2 separate regions of the Homo sapiens genome follow, and region 1 is linked to region 2. Evidence: read pairs that join two places in POLR2A ChIA-PET (ENCODE). Cell type or tissue: PC-3. All regions are shown on one strand. Region 1 overlaps LPCAT4 (lysophosphatidylcholine acyltransferase 4). Region 2 has its middle 21 kb from the start of PGBD4.

Region 1 (5,000 bases), 240 kb before region 2:
CAGCCCTGCAGCATTGTGGATGTGGAGGTATGGCTCCCGTGGGGGCGGTGGGAGAAGTACATCTCAGACTCCTGAAACCTTGGGAAAAGAGGGTGGGAGTGGTCATACCTCACTTTGAGGTTCTGATAAGAATTGTGTGTGTCTGTGTTTCAGTTCCTTCCTGTGTATCACCCCAGCCCTGAGGAGAGCAGGGACCCCACCCTCTATGCCAACAATGTTCAGAGGGTCATGGCACAGTGAGTGCCCCACAAACTATTTCCTGGAGCAGTTGCACAGGGCAAAGGAACCACAGGGGCGTGGAGGGGGCGAGGTTTTCAGGCAAAGATCGAGGAGCAGGCAGTGGGAAGGGCTCTTGAACAGCTGAGACAGAGGCAGGGAGATTTAAAGGGGCCTGATCTACTCCAGTCAGCGGGCCAGGGTCAGGAACCAACCCTCAGAAGTTTCTTCTGCTTCCTTACCCTCCATCCCATCCCTCTTCATCCTGTAGGGCTCTGGGCATTCCAGCCACCGAATGTGAGTTTGTAGGGAGCTTACCTGTGATTGTGGTGGGCCGGCTGAAGGTGGCGTTGGAACCACAGCTCTGGGAACTGGGAAAAGTGCTTCGGAAGGCTGGGTAAGTGGTCTTGGAAATGAGGGTATGAGCAGTGTCACAGAGAGAGAGAGAGAGAGAATAAGAAGGGGAGAAATGAGAAGGAAGAAGGAAAATCTTAAAAATGAAAAAAACTGGGAAGAAAGATAATAGAATAAATAAAAGGAAGTGGGGAATAAATGGAAGGATATGTAATAATGCAGGTGAAAAAAGTAAGAAGGGGCCGGGCACGGTGGCTCACACCTGTAATCCCAGCACTTTGGGAGGCCAAGGCGGGTGGATCACCTGAGGTCAGGAGTTCAAGACCAGCCTGACCAACATGGCAAAACCCCATCTCTGCTAAAAATACAAAATTTGCCGGGTTTGGTGGCACATGCCTGTAATCCCAGCTACTTGGGAGGCTGAGGCAGGAGAATTGCTTGAACCTGGGAGGTGGAGGTTGCAGTGAGCCAAGGTCGTGCCACTGCACTCCAGCCTGGGTGACAGAGCAAGACTCCGTCAAAAAAAAAAAGAAAAGAAAAGAAAAAAGTAAGAAGTGCTCTCAAGGGACTGTGAGTCAGTACATCTTAGAAAAACAGCAGCTAAACCTGTACTGATAGAACTCTTGGTACTGGGGCTGAAGTCCTGCTGATGGTGTGTCCAGAAGGAAACTGAGACAGCTCTCTGCCTTCAACAATTCCATCGTAGGCTGTCCGCTGGCTATGTGGACGCTGGGGCAGAGCCAGGCCGGAGTCGAATGATCAGCCAGGAAGAGTTTGCCAGGCAGCTACAGCTCTCTGATCCTCAGACGGTGGCTGGTGCCTTTGGCTACTTCCAGCAGGTAAAGGAGCTGGAACAAAGAGCAGAGCAGAACCCAGGCTTCCCTCCAGGCTGACATGTTCCTAGTGGCCGTATCAGTCACTCACAGTTTGGAGTCCTCAGTGGATGTTCTCACAGCTGTTGTTAGATGGCCATCCCCTGAGATCCACTGAAGATTCATTTTTTAATCAGGCATCCAGTGCATTGAAGAGCAATGTTATCATCATGAGGAGGAACAAGGGAGAAATAATCAGTAAGGACTATAAATTTCTGAAACCACTTTAGAGAGTGGCGAAGGTGGGGAATCATAAGACCTTTTGGGGTGCTGGGTGAGGGTCTTTGAAGGAGAGTCATGAAGGTTACGTGGGAAGATGACATGTAGAAGAAACAACACCGGACAGTTAGATGGTTGAGAGCTTGAGACCCAGCTATATCTGTAGGACTTGGGCAGATTATTTTAAATATCCTATAGCTTCTCTAGAGGAATTTTCTCAAGATTCTTAGCAAGCCATGTATTTCTCAAGATTTAACCAAGTTCCCTGGTCAACTTCCAAAAATCCTAAAAGATTCTTAATGCTTATGAACAACCAACAGTGGTCCCAAGGAGCTTTTTGATCTGAGATGCAGAATGTGACCCTCAACATCCTCTGAAGGGACAGAGTGACCAGGTATCTAGATTCCTTAGATTGAGGCGGACTGTCCCCGAAAAGAGCTTCCCCCACTTGGCCTGTAGCAGAGCAGAAACAAAAATTCAAATGCCATGGTCTCCCATGGAGCTGGTACAGCAGGCATCCTCCTTGTGTTTTTCATAAGAAATTATGCCTGTGTCCCCCTTTCAATCTGTTGGACCAGTTCTTCTACATAGGCTGAGTCAGAGAGAACCAGTTTGTCTAGCCTGGGGACCAGGACTGCCCTCCGCTGGCATGTCAGAGACTTCATAGTAGCTTCAGCATTCCTGAGGGATTCCCTTACATTCCTAGGAGATCCCTTTATGGGAGGGCTTTGTCACCAGGTGACCTGATATAGCTTGAGAAAGCCTATGACCTGAGAGAAATTCCAGGGATCCTAAAGAGTTTGGAGCTCACAGTTCTGAGGGGAGCAGTCACAGGGATCACCCCCATTATTTGCTGAGAAGAGGGAGGAGTCAAAATCCAAAGAGCAGGAAGGGAGGCGCAGGGTCCCCGCATTGCCCTGGTTTCTTTTTCACACCAGGATACCAAGGGTTTGGTGGACTTCCGAGATGTGGCCCTTGCACTAGCAGCTCTGGATGGGGGCAGGAGCCTGGAAGAGCTAACTCGTCTGGCCTTTGAGGTAATGGGGGGTGGCGGTGGTGGGGGGTGCTTAGTGGCTATGCTCACCCCGCTCCAGGAGGCCTATTTTGGTATGCTGTTTCCAGTAGCTTCTAGATACTAGGCATTTGGTATCCAACCTAGTGCCACAGTGCCTAAAACTGCAGACCCCCGGCCTCTATGTTGAGACCTAGCTGGGCACAAGAAGAAGGAAGAAGAAGGAAAAAGCTATAAAGTCTACAGTTCTGCAGAAAGGGCACTGGAGGGTCAGGGAAGGCTTGTGCACCACCCTTTTGGAAGAGGAGGAGCCTGTCAGGCCAGTCTGTGGGGCAGGGTGAGGCCATGGCATGAGGAGAGAACTTGACTCTTATCCCTTTCTCTCCCAAGCTCTTTGCTGAAGAGCAAGCAGAGGGTCCCAACCGCCTGCTGTACAAAGACGGCTTCAGCACCATCCTGCACCTGCTGCTGGGTTCACCCCACCCTGCTGCCACAGCTTTGCATGCTGAGCTGTGCCAGGCAGGATCCAGCCAAGGCCTCTCCCTCTGTGAGTCACTGCCTTCTCAGCCCCACACGGGCACTTGGGGCACCATCAGCATCCAGGAAAGCACTGGGCTGGGAGGGAACAAGGGTTAGTGGCCAGTGCTGGAGATCAGAACCTATGAGAAGTAAGGCTGGGAGGAACAGGCTAGAAAGGAAGAGAGGACCTGAACCTGGATTTGAGAAGTTAAACAGAGTAGAGGCACAAGGTGTTTTAGTTCTGAGAAAAAAGCAGGGAGATTCTCTTCTCGTTCTTAGATCTTTTCACTTTTCCCCATCTCTTATTTGTCCAGGTCAGTTCCAGAACTTCTCCCTCCATGACCCACTCTATGGGAAACTCTTCAGCACCTACCTGCGCCCCCCACACACCTCTCGAGGCACCTCCCAGACACCAAATGCCTCATCCCCAGGCAACCCCACTGCTCTGGCCAATGGGACTGTGCAAGCACCCAAGCAGAAGGGAGACTGAGTGCCTCAGCCTCTCACCCCCTCCTCCTCAGGGCAGCGCTAGGGGCCTCCCCTATGCCTCAGCCCCATCTCTGCTCCTGTTTGAATTTTGTTATTGTTGTTTGGTTGTTGTTTTTTTAAGTTGATTTTAATTTTTTGTTTGGTTGATTTTTTTGTAAAAAACTATTTTATATATAAATATAAATCTATATCTATATCTATTAAAAAAAATGAAGTCCAGTCATATTGATGTTACCATTACTTGGGAAGGAAAGGGATGAATGGTTGTAGGACGCCCGTTGGAAAATCACAAATGTTTCCAAGGTTCGTCCTCTTGGCCATAGCTGGATGAATCTTCCTCTTCGGACAGGGCTCTTTCCTGCACAGAAATCATACTGAGGTTCCATATCCTCCCTCCTGCTGTCATCTCCTATATGTACATTTTAACAGACTTCCTCGTGAACCTCTTTTCAGCCCATTCCCTCTTGCTCTGTCCTCATTAAAGATTAAAAAATAGCTTGCTACCATTCCATATTTAATAATCCTACTGAGACTTGATTCCATCGCCCCTAGTGGAAGCAAGGAGCTGTGTCAGTAAGGAACCGGCCTCCTCCCTGCAGGTCAGACCAGCTACACAGGAGGGTTTCTCTGACACAAGATGAGTAAGGACACTGAAGTCCTTTCTGTTCAGCCTCTTTTCAAGGAAGAAAACAAGGCCCCCTAGAGACACAATTATGGACAATTAGAAAATTAGGCTGGGCATGGTAGCTCATGCCTGTAATCCCAGCACTTGGGGAGGTTGGGGCAGGCAGATGGCTTGAGGCCAGGAGTTCAAGACCAGCCTGGATGCTGTGGTGAAACCCCACCTCTACAAAAAAAAAAAAAAAATAGAAAAATTAGCTGGACATGCTGGTGCACACCTGTAGTCCCAGCTACTTGGGAGGCTAAGCTGGGAGGATTGTCTAAGCCCAGGAGGTTGAGGCTGCAATAAGCCATCGTTATGCCACTGCACTCTGTAGCTTAGGCTACAGAACGAGACCCTGTCTCAAAAAAAGAAGAAAGAAAATTAGATCTCTATCTCAGAGATCTAACAGGTAGAAAAGCATCTTTCTATCTATAGACTTCAAGGGAGGCAGATAATTATAAGATGCCCAGATAAGCCTTCCTGACACCAAGTCCAGGCTTGTGAAGAGGGGATGTATAATGTGATCATTGGAGATTCCTCAGTTTGGAGACTTATCACAGCCTGAGAGCCAGTCTGTTGCCAGGAGGAGGCTGCAGGGAGCCAAGATAAGGCTGGAGACAAGATTTATGGATTTGTAGAATCTAAGACTACCCCT
Region 2 (5,000 bases):
AGAATTCCTTTATTGTTGTCTACTAATTGAATAGTTTTCTTACTCACATTGACGAAACTGCTGTGTTCCTTATATTTTACAGTTAGTTGGGAATAGATAGGCTTTAACAGGATACAGGGAGGAAGCATCAATAGCTAGCATAGAAACCGAAGAGCCCATCACTCTTCAACTTTACACAGAATCTGCTCAGATTTAATGACATCAACTTACTGCTGCTAGTGACCTAACTGGAACTTCCTGGCACCTTGTATAGTTTTAGTAATTTCAGAAATTACTGTATGTTACTTTTTTTTTTTTTAAGAGGCAGGGTCTCTCTGTCACCCAGGCTGGAGTGCCCTGATGTAATCATAGCTCATAGCTCACTGCAGCTCGAACTCCTGGGCTCACGGGATCCTTCAGCCTCAGCCTCCTGAGTAGCAGGGACTGCCCAGCTAATATTTCTTTTGTTTTGTAGAGACAGGGTCTCGTTATGTTGCCCAGGCTGGTCTCGAGCTCCTGGACTCAAGCAATCTTCCTGCCTTGGCCTCCCAAAGTGCTGAGATTACCATTGTGAGCCACTGTGCCTGGCCACTAGCTTCTTCTTGTTCCTGGCTTTGCTTTCTACCCTCATCTCATCTCAACATCACACACATACATACTCCACCGTATGCCAGGGTACTCTTGGGCCATTTGGTTGGACATACCCTGCAATTTCAGTCCAGGCCTTCAAACTTACTGTTTTTCTCTGCGGAGAACACTCACTCCTGTCTCTGCCTTTTTCCCTTCATCCATCCTCCCACCTTCTCTGAAAATAACTCTTTCTTGAATCTTCAAGTCTTAGCTTGTTCTTCTCTTCAAATTTTTGTGTTGGGTGCCCCTTCTTTGTGCTCTGAGTGTATCCTGTTCTTCCCCCATCATGGTACATAAGTATAATTGGCTATACTAAATTTTACTTATTTACCTGTCAGTAGCCTCTTAGGTAGGATCAATGTTTGTCTAACTCACCATTGTAACTCCAGCTCCCTGCTCTGTGCAACCTAAATATAATAAGAAATGTTCAATAAAAATTTGTTGAATAAATGAATAAAGGAACAAAGAGCTACTGGGTGTTTAAAATAAACTAGAATATTCAGACGAGACCCAGGTGCCTGTTCCTATCAGTCATTCATCCTTCTTGGCTGTAGCCACCAACCAGCACCTGTTTTTCTATCAAGAGAAGATTCATTCCGTAATAGAACTCCTGTAACAGGACCCTGCCATGCTGTCAATGAGCATATCTGCAAACCCTCTGTTACTGCCATTAGGATTCACTCCCTCACACATGGATCATTAATTGTAAGACTGCATATTTTGTCGCAGAATTAATGTAAGGTACTTATTCTGTATGGGTACCTAGCACAGTACGCTTTACAGTTGCATTGTTCCATAGATGTGTGCTGATAATTATAAACCCAGGGGACCTCCAGCAGCCCATCAGGATCTCTGCCAGTAGATCTTGCATGAAAGCCATTTTTCTCACCATATTGGTTATGCCTCTGACCAGCTCCAAGAGAAGGGCAAAAGTAGGGAGCTGACCGACTCTATCATCAGCACTGTCCATCTCTGTTCAGGGACTTCACTGCTGACTTCTGGGACAGTTTCTGCCCTCGCCTCACCCCTACCCCTACCCATTTGGAATCATAAAGTATCTAGGAAATAAAAAGTTGTTCTTACAGATAAAAATTAGGGACCTTTGAGAACCAGAGTTGCATAAGTCTAGGATAGGGCAATTGAATTTCTCCACTGGAAATGTAGTTGAAGATTCTTTATCTGAAAAATTGTTCATTTTAATGTAATAGGCCAGAGCACTATAACTAAAAAAACTGTGGTTAATTCTGCTTGCTGATTACTATTATCACTTTTCGGTCTGGTATTATAGACATATGCCTTCATCACCATAAGACTATTTTTATTTTTAAAAAGCATTCTGGTTTTGAGGGATAACTTTGGCTTAGGATATAAAACCAGTCTCCTAAATCTTGGATTTCCATAGCTTGTGACTGCTGTGTTGCCTAGAATATGAAACAGGTGGCCATCTCATGCCATTCATTTTCTTCTGTAAAATGATCTCCCTATGTGATATGGAAGTATTTTTGTAAGTGATATAAACACATTAAGAATGGAAGAGACTAAATATAATTACTTACTTTAAAATAGATAAAACATTTGTTTGTAGTGTGTATAATATACACACTTGTATGTTTCACCCTTTCCAGAACAAATATATGGTCACAGAAAGCTTAATATGATCATATTAAGTTGATCCTGTTTCTAATCCTGCATTAATCACAGCAAGGTCACACTGAAATCATCTAGTAATTAGTCAACATAATAATAATAGTTCCTTTTTTTTTTTTTTTTTTGAGACAAGGTTTCACTCTTGTTGCCCAGGCTGGATAATGGTGCGATCTCAGCTTACTTCAACCTCCACTTCCCGGGTTCAAGTGATTCTCCTGCCTAAGCCTCCCAGGTAGCTGGGATTATAGGCACCTGCCACCACGCCTGGCTAATTTTTGTATTTTTAATAGAGATGGGGTTTCACCATGTTGGCCAGGCTGTTCTCGAACTCCTGACCTCATGATTCGCCTGCCTCGGCCTCCCAAAGTGCTGGGATTACAGTTGTGAGCCACCACGCCTGGCCAATAGTTCCATTTATTGATTGCTTTTCACTTGCCTATAGCTGTGGTAGGTGCCTTATTTACATTCTCTCATTTAATCCTCATACAATCCTGGGAGATAAATAAGTACTCTAGTTCCTTTTTCCACATGCAGAAACTAAGGCTCAACATGAAGCCACTTGGACAAGGTCTCACTGCTAGTAATTGACACAGCCAGGATTCAAACCCTGGTTTGACCCCATATCCTGTGTGTGTGTTCTTAACCCCTGCACTGTTTTAACTGTTGAGTCAAAGCTAGACAGAAATTTGTTAGTATCGTGATAAATGGACATACCATTTCTGCTTCTGGAAAGTCGCTAATGACTAATAGCCACAAAGGAAGCATTATGCTTTGTTTTCTAAGAGCTTTACTAGACTACTTATTTAATGCAAATGCTATTCCCCTGAGATAGGCCAGCAGCTCTCAAACTTGCGGCACATCGGAATGACATCACAAGCTTGTAAACATGGAACTGCCCAGGGCCCCATTCCAGACCAACCGAGTTAGAATCTCCAGGGGTGGGGCCCAGGCATCTGATGTTTATTACACTCCCCGGGTGATTCTCACACACACATAAGTTTGAGAATCATTGAGGTCTGTGAGTGGTAGGGTTTTGTTATTGTTTTAGGAATTACAATGTTCAGGTTTGTCAGTTTAGTCAGGGCCTCACAGGAAGTTTGGGAATAGCAAAATTATAACTAACAAATTATAAATCATCTTGTCTAATTTTATAGTATAATTGTCAATTGGCAACATCTGCAGTATGACCTATTAAAATGGAACTCATTGAATTTTTATTTTTTTCTCATTGAAAGATTCTGTATCCACAGAAATGAAAAAAAAAAATCCTAAAATGTACATGGAATCACAGAAGACCCCAAATAGCCAAAGTTATACTAAGCAAAAAGACCAAAACTGGAGGAATCACATTATCTGACTTCAAATTGTACTACAGAGCTGTAGTAATCAAAAGAGCATAGTACTGGCATAAAAACAGACTCATAGACCAATGGAACAGAATAGAGAACTCAGAAACAAATACACATACCTACAATGAACTCATTTTCAACAAAGAGGCCAATAACATACACTGGGAAAAGAGTCTCTTCAATAAATGGTGCTGGGAAAACTGGATATCCATATGCAGAAGAATGAAACTAGACCCATATCTCTCACCGTGTAGCAGGACAAGCCGCAGACAAAACTCCTCAGACACCGAGTTAAAGAAGGAAGAGGTTTATTTGGCCGGGAGCATTGGCAGGACTCCTGTCTCAAGAGCTGAGCTCCCTGAGTTAGCAATTCTTGTCCTTTTTAAGGGCTCACAACTCTAAGGGGGTCCACGTGAGAAGGTGGTGATCGATTGAGCAAGCAGCGGGCACGTGACAGGGGCTGCCTGCACCAGTGGTCAGAGTGAAACAGAACAGACCGGCAAGTTTTACAATGTCTTTCTGTAATCTATAGATAACATCGGTTGCTAGGTCAGGGGTCGAATTTTAACTACCAGGCTTAGGTCAGGCAGGCCTAGGCCTGGTTTCGGGTCTGGTTCCTAGGCACCAGGCTACCTGCCTTTAGTTTTGCTTCTCTTTCCTTTTCTGAGTATAAAACAATATGAGAGGGTCTGTCTCTCTTCTCTCAACCATACACAAAAATCAAATCAAAATGGATTAAATACTTAAACCTAAGACTTCAAACTATGAAACTACTACAAGAAAACACTGGGGAGGCCAGGTGCAGTGGCTCACGCCTGCAAACTTAGCACTTTGGGAGGTCAAGGTGGGCAGATCTCTTGAGCTCAGAAGTTCAAGACCAGCCTGAGCAAACATGGCGAAACCCTGTCTCTAAAAAAAATTCAAAAAATTAGCTCGGTGTGGTGGCTTGCCCCTGTAGTCCCAGCTACTCAGGAGGCTGAGGTGGGAGGATCGCTTGAGCCCAGGAGGTGGAGGTTGCAGTGAGCCAAGATCAAACCACTGCAATCCAACCTGGGTGACAGAGTGAGACCCTGTCTAAAAAAAAAAAAAAGGAAAAGGAAAAAAAATACACTGGGGAAACTTTCGGATATTGGTCTGGGCAAAAATTTCTTTAGTAATACCCCACAAGCACCGGCAACCAAAGCAAAAATGGAATGGACAAATGGCATCACATCAAGTTAAAAAGCTTCTGCACAGCAAAGGAAGCAATCAGTAAAGTGAACAACCTAGAGATTGGGAGAAAATATTTTCAAATTACCCATCTGAAAAGGGATTAATAACCAGAATATAAAAGGAGCTCAAACAACTCTATGGGGAAAAAAATTTAATAATCTGATTGGGCAAAAGATTTTAATA

What was found. ChIA-PET counts read pairs that join two places held together with the same protein. Peaks named below come from ENCODE experiments on the same cell type or tissue, not always from the same donor. Only the 100,000 strongest peaks of a DNase experiment are listed, where the experiment ranks them.
Region 1: POLR2A ChIA-PET joins it to region 2 with 6 read pairs; 6 of 35 experiments call an interaction of 5 or more read pairs at or near these places.

What each region holds. Positions count from the first base shown.
Region 1 is chr15:34,357,809-34,362,808 of GRCh38, reverse strand. LPCAT4 (lysophosphatidylcholine acyltransferase 4) reads left to right here. Exons shown (of 14, transcript NM_153613.3): 8 at 1-27; 9 at 154-236; 10 at 488-613; 11 at 1,277-1,409; 12 at 2,600-2,698; 13 at 3,064-3,220; 14 at 3,507-4,176. The coding sequence ends at 3,682. Among named protein-coding and RNA genes, the nearest start is that of LPCAT4, 6.9 kb to the left of the region's middle. In PC-3, CTCF peaks have their summits at 2,336 (motif pointing left) and 4,233; DNase peaks (open chromatin) are centred at 2,298, 3,218 and 4,258; H3K27ac peaks cover 3,193 bases.
Region 2 is chr15:34,121,037-34,126,036 of GRCh38, reverse strand. No RefSeq gene overlaps it. Among named protein-coding and RNA genes, the nearest start is that of PGBD4, 21 kb to the right of the region's middle. In PC-3, no CTCF peak of the experiment used is centred here; a DNase peak (open chromatin) is centred at 3,086; H3K27ac peaks cover 2,696 bases.